2 separate regions of the Mus musculus genome follow, and region 1 is linked to region 2. A link is a loop called in an ENCODE intact Hi-C map of the cell type or tissue named here. Cell type or tissue: gastrocnemius. All regions are shown on one strand. Links, peaks and the distances in the headings refer to the core of each region. The heading gives the core; the rest is flanking DNA. Region 1 overlaps Ak4 (adenylate kinase 4). Region 2 overlaps Jak1 (Janus kinase 1).

Region 1 (9,498 bases), core at 687-8,686, 290 kb after region 2:
TGGTTGCCCACCCTCATGGTTATTTTTATAGCCAGGTAGCCATGATACTATCCCCAGATGGGTAAATCTTTCAGTTTGGTTATTAAAATCAATCACATTTTTGGGGGGTGTGTATGTTATTTTTTTCAAGAGAGGGTTTCTCTGGGCAGCCCTGGCTGGCCTGGAACTGAGTCTGTAGACCAGGCTGGCCTCAAACTTAGATCTGCTTGCCCCTGCTTTCTGAGTGCTGATACTAAAGGTATGATCAAGCCAAGACCTGTTTGATTCTACCTTTTAAGTTTTTAAATTTATTTCTTAAATTTATGTATATGTTTAAGTGTCTGCCACCTATGAGCATGTACCCGAGGAAGTCAGTGATGTGCCATCTAACGTGGGCACTAGGAACTGAACTCTGATCCTAGGAAGAACAAGTGCTCTCAACTGTGGAACCGTCTCTTTGGTCCCCAAGATTCTACTTTCTAACAAGGTCATTAAATATCTTGATATTCTTGAGAAATCATCTTATTTCCATTTAAGTAGTGTGCTAAGGGAAAGCCCAGAGCTTCACATGGTGTCTAGTTCCATTGAAACCGGCTAATGGTTTTCTAAATAGCAGTAATTGGTGAGTTACAGCCAATGGGGACATAAAATCACATTTTGATACCTGGCTTGGATCCACCTAACCCCCTTGAGATAGGCCCTCCTGTATCCTAGGATGGCTTCCAATTCCCTAGACAGTAGAGACTGGCTAATCCTGCTTCTACCTCTTGAGCGCTGGGATTACAGACATCTCCATCCCAGTCAGTCCACGTGATGCGGGGGAAGTGCTCATCCGCACGCTCTATCCCGGGCACTCGTCTAGTTGCCTAGGCCAGCCTCCACTGCCCTGCCTTCCCAGCCTTCCCAGTAGCTGATACGGGTCTGTGTGCTTAACATTTAAAAATCAGGCTTGTTCTAGACATTCAGAAGGTCTCTGCATTTCCTGTGTCCTGTCATGCACTTCCTAACAAGGCTACTAGTAGACATGGCCAAATCCTAGGCATATGTTACTGTTATTAATATCAATATCACTTGTGCTGTGGCATTCTTTTCTCTTGGAGTTTTTTGAGACAGCCTCATGTAGCCCAGACTGGCTTTTGATTCCCTAATGTAGCCAAGGATGGCTTTAAACTCCTGATCTTGTACCTCCTGGGGTTCTAGGACGAGCATCATGTCTGGTTCATTCTTATGTCAGAATTACATGACACCGTGTTTGTTGCATACTTGATTTCTCAGTGCCCTTGCTCCCTTCTCTCCAGTAGGCAGACACTGTGTTCATAGCTGGATTGTCAGGGTTTACCATAGTACTCCACATGGCTTCTGAATAAACATTGTCCATTTCAGAAAGACCTCACCTTTAACCAGTGGCTGAGCCCTCACAGGGTGCTTGTCCAGCTATTTTCCTTAGTGCAGACCTGAATGGACCTGTGGTGAAATCCTTTGGGTCCCTTTGTGTTGAGATACAGTGGTCCCAGTTTCCCCCCAATTTGTCTATGCACAGAGAACAAAGAGAATTCTTACATACGGCTTCGCAGGTGGTAGCTCCTGCTTCCACACAAGGGGCCTCTTCCCTCACAGGGGAGGAGGTACAGTATGGGAATGCTGTGCCTTAAGAAGCAGTGGGGCCAGATAGATGATGGCTCAGTTCTTGAGAACTGAGGATCCCACACTCTCAAGACAGCTCCCAACCATCTATGACACCAGGGTATCCTAGACCTCGTACAGCCTCTGCAGGCATTAGCCATGTGTGCGATGCACATAAGTGCACACCAGCAAGACATATACAGAATATCTCACGCAAATAAGTAGAAGACCAAGGAGTAGATTGGAAGAGCCCTTCCTGGAAGACCTCAGGAGAGCTCGGTGTAGACGTTCTCCCAAGAGTTTCCCTTTATTCGCTAAGGTCACTTTGAAGAGTCAGACTTAGACTTTTGGTATTTTGAAACAGGGTCTCATAACCAGGCCGGCTTCACGACATAGAACCCTGAGCCTCCTGCGTCTGTGTGCTTGTTATCAGCACAAACCTAGACATTCCTGAGAGGAGGGGATCTCAACTGAGTGATGGCCAGTGGGGGTGTCTGTGTGGGCATCCTCTTGGTTGTTGATCGATGTGGGGGAGGGCCCGGCCCGCTGTGGGCGGTCCCATTCTTGGGCAAGTAGTCCTGGGAAGTGTAAGAAAGACAGCTGAGTGTGGGCCTGGGAGCAAGCCAGTAAGCAGCACTCCATGGTTCTTGCCTGTGTATCTGCTTGAGATCTTGTCTGACTTCTCTCAGGAATGGACTCTTACGGGAACATGTCAGCCAAATAACGCTTTCCACCCTAAGTTGTTAAAGTTACTTTTGCACTAAGTTGCTTTAAAAAGTGAACCAGGACCCTCCTATGTGCTGGGAACAGGTTTGTGCTACCCTGTCTAGCTCACAATTTTTGAATTTTGAAAGCCTGGATCATGTCTGTCAGTTCATCATCACTAACTCATAAGCTCTTACGGGCGGGGCCCCTTGTTACACATCTCTCGTATTTCATTTACATCATGTTCTAGAGCAGTGGGTCTCAACCTTCCTAATGCTGTGACACTTTAACACAATTCCTCGTGCTGTGGTGACCCCAGCCATAAAATTATTTTGTTGATACTTTCTTCCTGTTATTTTGCTACTGTTATGAATCGTACTATAAATATCTGCTATGCAGCTGCCGAAGGGGTTGTGACCCAAGGGTTGAGAACCACTGTCTAGAGAACCCAGGACACTGCAGTGAGTGTCCAAGGGGTGAGGAGCTCTAGAGCACCTGGTACAGAAGGGGACATAGAGGCCACAGCTCTTACCAAGATGCCACTTACTCTCTTCATTGTCTTAGTGAAGGTGGAATGAGATGGATTCAGAGGTTAGAACCATGTACGGGGAAACAAGGAACAGTCGCATACGGGCAGAGAGCAGGGCCTATGAGATGCATGCTCGTTACAATTCCTTTTCCTTTGCTACTAAGGACTCTGGGCTGGTACACACTCCCTCACTGGGGATGCCTGGGTGAATGCCACCTGCCTCCAGCCATAGCTACTCCCTGTGGCTCATGACCAGGAGCCGCATCTTATCTTTTAACTGGACACCCACAGTCGGAATGGTCAGAAGTGACCATAGGCAGGAAGTGGCTTCTCACAAGGTGCCAACTGGGGCAGACATGTGAGGCTGTTGCCTTACAGAGCTGCAAGGTTACATTCACTTAGCTAAGCAGAGGGCCTGTTCTTCGTGAGCGTGGGGCAGCTGACTCTGACTCTGCACCTCCCGGTGAATGCTCTCCAAATTAGAAAGCCAGATGCACCCTGCTTCCATTGCCCTGCTCCGAGCACAGCTTTGCTGAGGCCTCCCCTCGAGTCGCTCTCCTCAGACTCGTGTGGTGGTTCAGAGGACCAGATGAAGCCACTTCTCACTGTACATCAGAAATCCTTGAGGATCTGCGGCAGACCTGCTGATGCTGCGGTTAGTGGCGCAGTGTGGTGGATTCAGAAAGGTTTCGGCTTTCCACCTCGAGGCTGAATGAACTAGGCGACAGCATGCTTTCTAGATTGGATTAATGGCCATGTGGTGATGGGTGTGGAAGGATAAGGTAGACAATTCCTGTAAGGCTGGAATTATCAGGAGAAAGGAGCTTCAGTTGGCCAAATGCCTCCATGAGATCCAGCTGTAAGGCATTTTCTCAATTAGTGATCAAGGGTAGAAGGGCCCCTTGTGGGTGGTGCCATCCCTGGGCAGGTAGTCTTGGGTTCTATAAGAAAGCAGGCTGAGCAAGCCAGGGGAAGCAAGCCAGTAAGTCCCATCCCTCCATGGCCTCTGCATCAGCTCCTGCTTCCTGACCTGCTTGAGTTCTAGTCCTGACTTCCTTCAGTGATGCACAGTGGTATGGAAGTGTAAGCTGAATAAACCCTTTCCTCCCCAACTTGCTTCTTGGTCATGATGTTTGTGCAGGAATAGAAACCCTGACTAAGACTGGTGGGTATTGAGTTTGGTCTTCACTCTGCTGGGATATTTAACCATACAGTAGGTAACTAGCATACTGCCACCCTGTTCTTCAGGATACTCATTTACCAATAATTCTCTCTCCCTCTCCCTGATACTATCTCTGAAACTGGCCTTTATTCTGTAGTCACACTAGCCTAAAATTCACAGCAGTCCTCCTGTCTCAGCTCCTCCCAAATGTTGATTACAGGGTCAACTTCCAGTTGTAAAAATCTCTTATTAGTGGAGAAGTTGTAAATGCTGCCACCTGTTGACCAAATGTGCATGTGCATCCAACCCACTTTCAGCATCCCTACCCAGGCGGCATCTCCCTGTGTTCTGGGCACTTACCCAGGTCTCAGGGGCTGTCAGCAACCTAGTTTAGTGGGATAAGTACCACTCTGGGTTGGCAGTCTGTCTTGGGTCACCGTTGTGATGAGTAGTAGCCTCTACAGTCAGATTCATATTTTCTGTCTCTCTCTCTCCATCTTTCTCCTTCCTGCTGTCTCCCCCTCCCTTATGTGTATGCACATGCGCACATGCAAGGGCTGAGGTTGGAATCCAGAGTCTTCTATCCCCCCTCTTGCTGAGCCTCTCTCCATGTCCCCAGAAATGACTCCTTTGACTTAGACGTGGGTTTGTTTATTCAAAGATTTTCATAGATCATGTTTTAACCTGGAATTTATATGAGGAATTCTTTTCATGAGCAGATATCCTAACGGTTCAATCATTGTTCCAAGAACTTGAATCCCACTCAATTTCAAGGATAAACCTCTAAAAGGGAACTTGGATCAACAGATAATGGAGACTAGCTGTATAGGTCAGAAAAGCAAAATGCCTACGTTTCTTTAACATCTCCCTTCAGTCTGTATGATAGCTCATTCATATAGATGTTCTTGATTGATAGGCCTTTATACAGTACTCCTGCCAGTGTGTTCATTTCAAAAATATGTGTGCCAGCAGTGGCTAAAGGGCCGGCTCACCATACTTTCCCTGGCAGTGTGCTTGGCAGCCTACAGTGCTAGAATTACATCGGAATGACTTGTGCTCAACCCAGCCTGAGGAGTACACCACCCACCACTCTTGGGATCCAGGCCTTAAGACTTCAGCTGGGCCTAAAGCTGAGGCTAAGAAGCATATTTTTTAAAATCTTGAAAGTCGTTAAACGGCACTGCCAACTTTTCAAAGCCTCATGATCAAAGTGGCAGCCTGTTCTTCAGGACCTACGAAAACAGCTCAGATATCTTCAGAGGCTCAGACTATGTTCAGGGCTTTAGGATGCTGCACCTACCCTGACAACACTGTTCAAGGCCTGTCGCTTCTAACCATGGTTTCTATAATGAGTGGGTGTGAGCTTGGCAAGCCAAGGCTCCCTGTCCCACTTCAGCTTCTGTGACTGAGTCTCCTCCTTATACCTTATTATTGAAGAAGAAAGTGGCAGTGCATATGAGCTCAGATCTATATCTTGTCATTTTTCCACATTTAGAAAACTGGACAGACCTGTAAATTTTGCAGCAACCAGATAGTTTCTGAAGGACTAGCTACTTTTGAAATCAGGCTTAACTTGTAGCCCTGACTGGCCTGGAACTTGCTATATAGACCAGGCTAACAAACAAACCTCCTCCTTCCAGTGCTGGGATTAATGGTGTATGATACAACATTCACTCAGGCTTAAATCTTTTAGGCTAACCTTCCTTTTTCTTTTCTTCCCTTTCTTTTTCTTTTTGAGACAGGGTCTCACTTATTTCCCAAGATGGCCTGGAATTCACAACTCTCCTGATGTAGCCTCCCAAATAATGGAAGCATGAGTGTTTGCTCCTGACATATTTCAAGTGTACCATATGGATTTCTTAGGTTACATGTTACATAAAGTGTAGGTAAAGGTGTCTATTGATTCAGGATTTCAAGGCCTATATTTACTTGTGGTAACTGGAGAATAAATAACAGGCTATAAGAGCTATAGGGACCCAGAAAGGAGTCTGTACTCTCTCTTGAGCAGAAGAGAAAATAGGGACAATACAGCTTGCCCAACAACACAAGGGGAGTGGTTAACAGGCTGGGTTAGTGGTTTTTCAGTTCAGTGCAGTCTGTTTTGATCATGTGACTCCTTAGACCAAGCATAGAAGCTGGGCTATAAAAGAGTATACAGAGGTAGTTACAGAGTCCCTATTAAATCCTTTTGGACTATATAGATTTCATTATTCCCAGACTTACAGTTGATTTTTCTGTTTGTTTGTTTGGCCCTTAGGATTCCCGAGGACATTAGTACAGGCAGAAGCCCTGGACGGAATCTGTGATGTGGACCTAGTAATCAGTTTGAATATTCCTTTTGAGACACTTAAAGATCGTCTGAGCCGACGGTGGATTCACCCTTCTAGCGGGAGGGTCTATAACCTGGACTTCAACCCACCTCAAGTGCAGGTAAGATACACCATGCTGGATAGAGGACAGGAGTATGAGGTGTCTGGAGGTGGGGGGCATAAAAAAGCATTGGCCAAACAGCATAGGAAAAGAGTTTACATTCAGTAGCCACCATAGTGGAGAAAGCTAGGACTAGAAAGCTTAACAAGACAGGGCATTGCTGGTGACCTGGGAAAAGTGTCGCTCTCCTTGTTATTTCATTAAACTGTAGGTGATCATTGATTGATTGATTGATTGATTGAGACAGACCTCTATCTGATTAGTCCTCAGACTCAGAATGCTGGGAAGACCCCTTTTAAAGCCAAATGACAGTGTACAGTTTAAAAAGGACTAAAGTTTACATTTCTGTTCGGCAACTGTTGTGAAGATGGCCCGAGCAAGTGAAAAAAGTGTGTGGTTTCAGGGATTAGAGTGACCAAAACAAATAAAAACTAGTGTTCAGCTATAAGACTTTGTAAGACCTGGGCAATAGCTGCAGGATCTTCGATTACAGAGTTGGGAGAAAGGACAAACATGGTGTTGTCTCTGCTCTTCAGTACTGGGGTTCAGAATCCCTGGGCCTTGTGTACATTCCTCAAGAATCCTACCATTGAAGTGGACCTCCACCCCACTCCCTGCTGTAGGTGCCCAACTCAGACTCACAGTGCTCTAGCTTTGGTCTCCCAAATGCCTGGGATTATGGGTGTGCGCCCCGTGCCTGCTCAGACTACTTCTGACCAGCGTCTTGTTAGGTTCTCCCTCTGGCTGTCTGATGACTGACTGAACTAATGCAGGAGCCCAGTTGGTGGCTCTTGGACTGGAGTAGGTGACGTGGTACCTTGAGTATAGGTGAAGCAGTAAATGATTGCAGGGACCTAAGCTGGTGTCACCCCTGCTGGTTGCTGTTGTGCCAATAATGCCCTTAATGATGTCAGTTCATGTGTGATGTGTCCCTTTTTTTTTTTTTTCTTTCTTTCTCTTAATTGATCTGTTAGTTCATTCAATCTTTCATTCGTTCTTGGTTTCACTGTGTTGGCTAGACTGGTCCTAGCCTTCTGAGTGGCTGGGTGAGCAGGAGCGTGCCGCTCAAGTGTAACCCAAGGTACAGTGATAGGAAAACCAATAGGGAGAGAAGAAAGGAGTTTGAAAATCCAGTCAGGAAAGCAGAAACCTATCTCACAGAAGCTGATCGATTCTTACAATACCCAAAAAGCTCTTCTTACTGGCATGCTACATTCCAAAGGCTGGCTCCCCCTGAAAGAACATATAATTACCATTACATGTGGAAGTGAATAGCCTGTTCTACCAGCCATTGGTGTCTTCCCAGGACAGAGTGAAGCTGCTGCCCTAGAGCCACTCTACTTCTGGAAACGGTGCTGTGTTTGCTGATACTCCAAAGTGAGTGCTAAGCACTGTGGCTCTCAGGTCAGGCACTGCCTCTCCTCTCCTTTCACACCAACACAGCGCCTGTGATAATGGTGTTTATTATTATGAAATATCAGTGTGAATCCCAAAGCCCCCAGCTGCAGCAGGATTTCAGTGAGACCCCAGAGTTCTTCCCTAGGCTGTCTTTGCCAGATTCATGTCTGCAGCTTTCCCCAGAGAGGACAGCTGTGGGGTAGGGAGCAGAGTTCCGATGCTGCTGCTGTGCTTGGCAGGCAGCCATGCTTCCTAGAGGATTGAAAGTATGGGAAAGGAGATCTGTTTATATAGCCTGACTTGTCTGGAACTATATAGATCAGGTTGGCCTTGAACTCACAGACAGAAACACCTGCTTCTGCCTCTGCTGACATTAGAATGCTTGTCTCTGATGGTCCTAGATATTAGTATCATGGCTATTTTGACCTTAGGACATGTCATTAATTTCAGAGACTGAACTAGAGTTTTGTTGTTGTCCTTACATTACAGTTATTTGTTTGTACATATGAATGTGCACACGTGTGGGTGCCACCACGCAGGTATGGAGGACTCCGGTCAATTTGCAGGGCTCAATTCCCAGCACATAGCAGCTCACAACTTTCTCCAGCTCCAGAGGTTCTGACTCCATTATACAGGCACACATGCAAGCAAAACACCAATGCACATAAAATAAATAAATCTTAAATATCATTTGTGGGATGTATTTATAAGTATGTGAATAGTTAAGATTTAATGCCTTTTCAGGACATGGGGTCACAAGAAGCCCAAGGCCCATTGCATATGTGGTTGGAGTTCACTTTGATCACATGGGAACCAGAAAGACCTTGGCAATGCCCAGTAACGGTTGACCACGTTAATTGGCTTTTCTGGTAATTTAGGGGATTGATGACATCACTGGTGAGCCACTTGTCCAACAGGAAGATGATAAACCTGAAGCAGTTGCTGCCAGGCTAAGACGGTACAAGGATGCGGCAAAACCAGTCATCGAACTGTACAAGTGAGTATGTGTGTGTCTCAGTATATTCATAAGAAAGAGCTTGGTGATGGGAAGAGCACTGGACCAAGGCTAAGTGTAAAGGCTCGTTCCTCCCAGAAGGTAGACGAAGTGGTGGAGAGGTATATAGGAGGTAAAGTCTGTTGTGCTTATTCCGGAACTAGTAGAACATGAGGACCTAAGTCTAGTTATCTATCTGTAAAATTGTCCAGACTTCTCTCCTTTGGTGGGTGGGGTTGGCAGTTGATAATTGAGGTTCCATGAATGTTATCCAGGTGTCCCATCACAGCTCCAGACCCTTGTTTTCCTATTTAATCGGCTCAGATATTTTGATATTCATTTGTATAAATAAGTGATTCAGATAGACTAGGCTTGGCTGGAAAATTATAAATAGCCTAGGAGATGGTACCCGCTTTTGACCTTGGATCTTTGCCTATCCTGATGCGATGTTAAGCAACCTAAATGTGTTTATTTGGCTTGTCTTTTAGGAGCCGTGGAGTGCTCCACCAGTTTTCTGGGACGGAGACTAACAGAATCTGGCCTTATGTTTACACACTTTTCTCCAACAAGATCACACCTATTCAATCCAAAGAAGCCTACTGAGCCTGCCATGGGAAGAACCAAGAAGACGTGGTCGCCCACTCGATCACACGTGTCGTCTTGGTGACCTGGCCCAGT
Region 2 (8,000 bases), core at 1-8,000:
GCTTGTTCTCCATCTCAATAGTCCCCTGTAGCCCAGCTGCAGTCTATCACAAACCTGTGAACAGTATCTAACAGCCAGCTCTCCAGAGAGACTTATGGGAGTACTCTGCCAGATGGCATCTCTACTCTCAGGCTGGAGGAAAAGTAAAGGAGCCTTCATCCTCTCGCTCTGATGCTTCCTGGCCTTCAACTAAGATGCATTCCTTCATGGTGCTTGATCTTAGCCTAGTCTCTGTAAATGGAGTCCTAATGACACCTGCGTCGCAATGTAGTGAATCGAGTAAGGAGCTTAGGTATAAAGGCTTCTGCTATAGACACACAGTGTGCAGGAACTTGACTGCTCAGCCTGTGTGTTCCGTTTCAGAGCCTTTCAGTACATGCTCCACTCCCCCACTCCCTGCCCCACCACTTGGCAGCACCCATCACCAGGACATGCACAAGCCACTTGAAAAGCATCAATCATGTCTGCATCAGCCCAAGCTGAGGGCTGCGCTGGGTTTTTCCTCACGTGAAGGAAGGTGACGGTACCACCAGACGGATAAGCCCATGCACAGAACGATCTGTTTCTAAGGACCCTTCCGGAACTGAGTTTCAATATTTCTCATTTTTAATTTCTAATATTTGAAAATCAAAATGTGATTCATAAAACATAATAATATTGAGCTGCTAACATTAGCCCCACAAAGCTTGTAGACAGGAGCTCTTATGGAAGCTCTTGCAAACATAGAAAATGGATTGTGGTCGATATCTAGGAAGCCTGTTCCCTACAGAAAGAGACACCACTGTTAATCGGGTATATTAATTTACACAAATACCACCACTTGTTATCTGTCACAGCAGAGTGGCCATTTATCCTCCCTATCTGCTGTACTCTGGCAAAGTCCTGCAACTATTCATTAGAGCTGCATCTGTCATGAGGTGATCCATCAGCATTATGGGAAGCTGCATTCCCAGAACGTTCCATAAAAGGCATATGCTTTTAAGACAATTACTCTCCTCTAGAAGAAGACTTAATTCCAAGGGCTAGGTAACAGAACCCACAAAGACCAATGTCCACGTCAGCATCCATCAACACAGTTCTCTCTGTCCGAGCAGAGCCTTGGTGACTCATCTTCTGGGCCTCTGCTTTAGTGTCCTTCCCTAGGAAATGAGTTCTGCCCTTCCAAGACTAGATTTTACATAACCACACATGCTACTGAGGGTGGCAACTACCCGCAGATGTGTAAGCGCCTCTGTGGGTCTGGCTTAGTCTGAATATTCTGGGTAGCAAAGGCTATCCCAGGAAGGCTGGGGCAATGCTCTGAGCTCCCCAAGGGTCCCCTTTCTGAAGCCAGCTCTTGTTCTGCCCTGCCCTGTAGTCTTTGTTCTTCTCTCTATTCCTTTCAGAAGTCCCTTCTGAAAAAGCAGGACTGAGCACTATTACACAGCACTCTGTGGGGTGGAGACTCCATTGAGACCAACCTCTACTGACATGTTAGTGATCCCATTCCTCTACCCCAGGTAGTCCACACCTCCTCATCCAAGTCCATCAAGGATTAGTCTCTCAGGGGAAGGCCAACAGCAAGACTGGGTAAAATGAAAGGTGGGCTTGCGTGGCCTTACCTCGTTGTTCTCTTTCCACTAGAATATCCCCAAAGCAGACTTTACCCACACACACACTTAAATCTCTAGGGGGCTCCCCTATGGGGTGTCAGGACCAAAGTTGGACAAAGACCCTTAGTGGGGACTTACTTGTATAATATCTTTCTTAAGGATCCGATCAAAGCTCAGCTGGCTCATGGAGTAGACAGGCTGCCACTCCTGGGCTTTCTTAGTGGCTACGAGCAGATTGGAGATTTCTGTGAAAAGATCAGAGAATTTTAAGCAGCATTCTGCACTGGCATGGCTAGCATTGTGTGCTGAGCCATGGGGCTTACCCAACACAAGGGTTTGCTAGTTACATCATGAACAAGTCTGTATCGGGTAAATGCTTAATTCATACCCTCCAGGAGCTCACAGGCTAATGACAGAGTCAACAGGAGTCAGAGAGCACATGGAGAGCTATGATTTAGCCAGGGTTCACACAGCAGGATCTGAGGTGAGGGAAGGCTCCTTTGGGAAATGGTCAGGTATGATGGCACATGCCTATAATCTCAGCACCTGAGAGCAAACAGTGAGTTGGAGAATAGCTTAGGCTGTCTCCAAAAGAATAATAAAACAAATGACAAAAGTCAGTCTCAAGAAGCCGGGGACCATGTCTGTTTCATGTTCTGCTCTATGCCTACAGCCTAGAACATAACGAATGCTCGACAAGTTACCAGGCTCGTGCATGCTAGGCAAGCACTCTATTTCCCAGTTCCCAACAAGACTTTGTTAAATGTAGGAAGCACCAGGGGTGAACTGAATGAGGAACACAGATGCCTTGAGGCTAGGGAACTCTGTGAAAAAGGAAAGTACAAGCTATATGCAGATGAAAGGGAAAAGCAACTTAGAATAGGATCCTAGAAATCTTGCTAATGAAGCTAGAACCTCACATGTGGCTTAGGAGTAGGCCATTTCCCAAACTTTACTAAGATAAACAGCAAACACAATGCATGACCAGGTCTGCCAGGCCTGGGTTACATAGGATCTAAGGAATTTATCCTTTGTAAGCTGCCTTCCAAATTCAGACATAGTACAGAATCCTCTGGGAATCAGGTAGACCTGACATAGTCCCTGAACACACCGTGTACTTCCTTTAGCTGGACCAGTACCACTGGGGAAGTGACAACTCACAGATGATCTCCCTGTTCCACTTTCTTGCACGGGATGACAATGAGTTCTCACATGGGAGTTCTAATTCTTGGATTCTGATAAGAAAGTTCCCAAAACTCTGTAGAAATTCCAAGGCACAGTTCACAGAACCCACACACAGACTAGTGTAAATAAACTGCTAAGCAATAGGTTACAACACTGGTTACATGAGTACAATAAGGGCCCCTCAAATCTTCTTTTGTTCTGTTTTCATTCATATGGTCTTTTTTTTGTTTACATTCATATGTTCTGTTTTCTCTATGCTGGGTACAGTTCTATAAGAAACTGTTAACTCCTCTGCCTAAGCTCAAGAGACAGGAATTGTCAACATCCTTATCTGTACTCTAGATCAGAACAAAGGCTCAAAGAGACTCAGCAACCTAACCACAGAGCTTGCTAAGCCAGAGAGGAAGGCTTCACAGAGCATCCAGGCACAGCTCTAGTCTGACTTTCCTGGGGTACAAATCTAAGTACCAGAAACTGGCTTCAGTCATCTGGGTGCTCCTTTTTTCTGAGCCCATTCCTTGCACGGTTCTCTTTTGATGCTAGCCTGGGAAAATACAATTTAAATAAAAAGGCTCTGTACAGCCATCTTGAGGAGGGAAAGGAGTCAAATACAATGAGGCTATTTGACTGGTGGCACGAGGGCAGACAGAGGCTGGTGGCCGACCATCTGGGAATCAGAGAGTAGGATGAGTCTAGAGTGGCTCAGGCTTGGTTATCTGTGTGGGGACCTGCACTACACTTGACCTGTGAGAGAGGGAGCCATTTCACCATCATAAGGATGTTTCGTTCAAGAAAGCTGTGCCCTCCTCAGGTTGCTAAGTGAAACAGATGAGACCATGCCCAGAAGAGCTTTCTTTAGTATGCAGTAAAGGCTTCACTACTGGCAGCCACTGTCGTCATGATCAACCACCACCTTAGTCTTCCACCAGAGCGTTCCAGCCTTGTGCATCAGAATGCAGACATCTTCTACAAGGAGCAACTAAGTGGAAATCAGCATCACACCTGCCCATCCTGAGGAGGCCCCAGGGAATAGGTACTGACACATGTTCAGTGGTGTGTGGGCCTGAGTGCTGGGCCTGACCAAGGGCTTACTTATCTATCATATGCTTCTGTCTGGCTTCCTGGCTTTTCCCTGCCTTTTCTCTATTCCACAAAGCGATGTATACTGCAGTGTAAAACCTAGATCAGAGTATCTGGCTCTGGGAACCCTAGTTACAAGTGCAGAGAAATTGAGCAACCTGTAACGACACTCTTTGTGTTACACATTCCTGATTTTAGCTCTTCTCTAATTTGCAGGTTCTGAGAACTAATACGAGGACGATCCACACTGGGCTCCTCAGCTTTCTCTCCCTCCCCTCAGATGAGATACCCTGTGTCCCAGAGATAGCTGACCACAGTACCTATTCCTATGCAAAGCATATGAAGATGGAATGGGGAGGACATATCAGTGTATTCAGGTCAGACAGGGTGTTCAAATCTCCAATCTTTGTTCACTTGGAGTCTTGGCCAAGCATCCTGAATTCTTCTGATAATTAAATGGTCTACAACATGGAAGGCCTTCAAACAGGCAGACCAAACACTCACTAAGATGTCAGTAGCCATTGTTATTATTCACTGTCACTACTATACTACTGCTGATGCCATCAGCTGTGAAGCCTTGAGCAATTCACTGAATATCCCTGAAACCAACTTCCTATGTGGAAAAAAAAAAAACAATAAACAATAAGATAGTCACTACACTACTTTGAAAGTAGTAGGTACTGCTACAGTGGAAGCTGCTCAAATATTATCACCCAATGGGACAGTCCTGCACAAGATCTGGTGTGCATTCTAGGCTTCCCATGAATCACAGAGCAGTGAGTGAAAACTCAGACCTTCAGAGTTCTAAAGCAAGTGAGAAAAGTAGACAGAAGGCACTCTCAGTGCTCCGTTTCAGAAGAGCCTCGGGAAAAGCCACCCAAGTATTCAACGCTGTTCCCCCACTCTTCCCTCCAAAGCTACTGGCTTCCAGTCTCTGCTGTTAGAGGTGGTAGCTACATCAGAGGTCTGTATCAGCAACCTTCAAGTAAAGCACATCCTAGCCCCTGGCCTTCTCAATTCCGTGGATGCTGTCTTCTCCCGGGGACCATGATCCCTAGGGAAGTTAGATCTTCTTTTAACACCAGAAGGGAGGTCATGTAAAAAATAAGACCATTGGGCTTTAAAGCCCTAAGGAGCTCTGAGGTTTCATGGCCAAGAGGCAGGTGTGTTTTCGCCCTTTGTGGCACACTGGCTAGCATGAAAACAAAGGCTGCAGTTACTCTGAGGCTGGCAGGTAACCCTATCTGATCAACAAGAACACAACCTTCCTCTTTCACCAAATTCAGGAACTTGCCTTTTGCTGAGACTAAAATATAATTCACACATTGTAAACTCAAAGCCCTGGGCTAGAAGTGTAGCTCAGCAGAAACACTTGGGTAAACACTTGACTTATGTGCATGAGGCCCTGGATTTAATCACTAGTACTTCTAGAAAACCCAAGCCCTTTCTACCTGTTCCTTACTCAAAGGTAATCCCTTAAAGAACAATATAGTCTCAAAGGGCCTGCTCCAAGGCTAGTGTCAAGAGCTTGTGTGCTGCCTTCTCTTCAAGGTCTTAAGACTTCCAAGGACAGATCCAGCAAAGGCAAGACAGCATGTTGGGGTGCAGAAACAAAAACTCCAATATATGAGGATCCAGTATCTGGGGTGAGACCTGACCCCAAGTTACCGTACTTTCCATGAGACTAATTTCATTCTGTGAGAGGAGGCCTCTGGCCAGGTAACCCCCAAAGCATCCTTTCACACTCACATTCTGAGGCAAGGAGTCTACCTCATGGACATTAGCCATGCTTCTTTCAGAGCTTAACCAAAACCAGGTGAGTCCCTGGGCCCTTGCCTGGGTTTTAGTTCCTGCTCCTTCTATAGCCCTCTGACTGCAGGAGAAGGCTGCAGTCCCTTGGTATGGCAGCCAATCTGTTCTCCTCAGTTCCATTTCTCCTGTCCTTCTCTACTTCACAGTGGTCCTCTTGAAGCTCCCTACAGCTCCTGCCCTGGCCTACCACACTGGTCCTGCATCAGCTCTACTGGGCAGGCCTTTGCCAAACTGGCACCTCCCTCTCATAACCCAACACTACGCTCAACATCTGCTCAGGACTCAGAGATTTGGACTGTTTCTCTCTCTTTTCACCCTAGGGTATGTTATCTATCACCCATCAACTACTGAGGTGGTCTCAGTGATCTACACACCCTCAGTGACCAGGGCCTGGGACTTCCCACTGTTATAACACAGTTCCTTAGCCCTCAGATGTGCCAGAAACATACATAAACCAAACTGAGTTGTCAAGCCACTTTACTCAAAGAACAAAGAAATCTGTGCTTATTAATCCTGAGCAGACTCTTCTGCAGTCTCACTGGGGCACTGAGGAGAGGTGTATGTTATACAGACAACACTGGCACTAGAGATGAGATGTGACATGGGGACAGACCTGAGACAGAGCTTAGAGAAAAACACCTAGGACTACAGTTTCTTGAACTCAGATAGCATCCTTTGGCCCACATGGGTAAAGCATCACAACTGGCAAAGGACAACCCAGAGGAACACAGCTTGGCTCTAACAGAGACAAACCTCGAGGCTTAGGCTGACAGCATCGTTTCAGCACAAAGCTTATGTTGTCCGTGCGCAGGATCTGCTTCTTGAGGTGGTTCATGAGGTCTCGCAGGCTGGGAAAGTGGTCCATAGAGCCATGCAGGCTGTAGCGGCCCTTCTGTACCTCAATCTGAAAGTTCTTGAACTGCTTCTGGCCACCCAATACCTGCCATCCACAAAAACAACCATGTTTACAATGGGATCAGGCAATGTAATATTAGGGGTCACTGAGCAAGAAGGTGTAGAAACTGTATGTCTAAAAATATCCCCCAATAAACTTCATCAACAAGCCAACCAAGCAGTAAGTCAATAATGAAATAGTACCCGGAAAGTAAAAAGGGGCCAGCACGTCACATATGGAGAGCTTACAGCTACAGAAAGGTCATCTGCGTTTTGACCTGTGAGATGAAGGTCGTGAAAAAATGTCACAGGATTGTTGCAAAAGTCATAGGACTTTTGTTTAAAGAAAAAAACCAAAACCTTCACACATTTTAGAATGATCAATTATTGAAAACTGAACCCTAAATGGGTATCTATATCACCTCCTCTTGTAGAACAAGGTAGAAGAAGGGCAAAAAGAATGTGCGAAGGAGGAAGGGGTGGAGTGTTAGAGAGCCTTTTCCTGGCACACCACGGCTCCTGCACTCTTGAACTCTCAGTGATTGTGATATCAGGATAAGACTGGGCCGGTTAACATTTTATCATGGAGGGGAGGAAGGGATTAGGAGGCTTCCATCCCTCCTGATGAGGTTAATACAGTTAATAGCTGCTGGGGGAGGAAGAGACATTGTCTTTAGTGGTATAGCTGCTAGGATGGATCTTGTGTTCCTATGAGCAATCCTAATTAAAATCATTTGGTCATCAAAAAAAAAAAAAAAAAAAAAAAGACATGACAACGGAAGAAGGACTTTCTGAGAAGAGACTGGCAGGAGTTAGAGTGGGCAAGGATCATGGGGGTTGAATAAGGATCATATTACATATATATATATATATATATATATATATACACACACACATACATACATATACCCACACATGAATGAAAATATAATAAACCCATTATTATGTATAATTAATATATGATATTTTTATAAGAAAAAAACCATTAGTACTTTATAAAGATTAACCAGTGTATGTATGAAATAAGAACTGTGAAGGTTAAATTCACTCGGAACTCTTTCAGAGTGAGCCCTCACACACTATGAACCAGCCCAAGGAGAAGCACACACACTGGGAGCTGGGAGCTGGGAGCTGGGAGCTGGCTGTCCATCCAGGCCATAATTCCAGCACCACAAAAACCTGTCCGAGAAGCTTTCTTCCATGGCTCTTCTTATACAAAGAAAAAAAATATAAAGAGTGAGAGCCAGAAAGATGTCTTTATAGTAAAAACTGGGACATGACATTTAAGACATCCGTGTCCACAAGGTTAATGCATCCTACAAACCCAGACAATGGAACAGCACCACCTCTATCATATGGCCTCTGTAAGTTCTCTTTAGCTGCATGTACAATCAACAATCCTCTTTGTGACTGTCCTTTCCCCAGGCAACCTGACTG

Evidence for each region. Hi-C counts contacts between places; a loop is a spot of excess contacts. Peaks named below come from ENCODE experiments on the same cell type or tissue, not always from the same donor. Only the 100,000 strongest peaks of a DNase experiment are listed, where the experiment ranks them.
Region 1: a loop joins it to region 2, with 4 times the contacts of the local background. A loop is called at or near these places in 8 of 42 quality-filtered maps.

What each region holds. Positions count from the first base shown.
Region 1 is chr4:101,454,245-101,463,742 of GRCm38, forward strand. Ak4 (adenylate kinase 4) reads left to right here. Exons shown (of 5, transcript NM_009647.5): 3 at 6,256-6,428; 4 at 8,705-8,823; 5 at 9,309-9,498. The coding sequence ends at 9,423. Among named protein-coding and RNA genes, the nearest start is that of Ak4, 39 kb to the left of the region's middle. In gastrocnemius, for the core only: a CTCF peak has its summit at 4,279 (motif pointing left); DNase peaks (open chromatin) are centred at 2,122 and 4,322.
Region 2 is chr4:101,164,813-101,172,812 of GRCm38, forward strand. Jak1 (Janus kinase 1) reads right to left here. Exons shown (of 25, transcript NM_146145.2): 11 at 6,423-6,609; 12 at 1,731-1,837. Among named protein-coding and RNA genes, the nearest start is that of Gm24468, 18 kb to the right of the region's middle. In gastrocnemius, for the core only: a CTCF peak has its summit at 3,541; a DNase peak (open chromatin) is centred at 3,552; H3K27ac peaks cover 383 bases.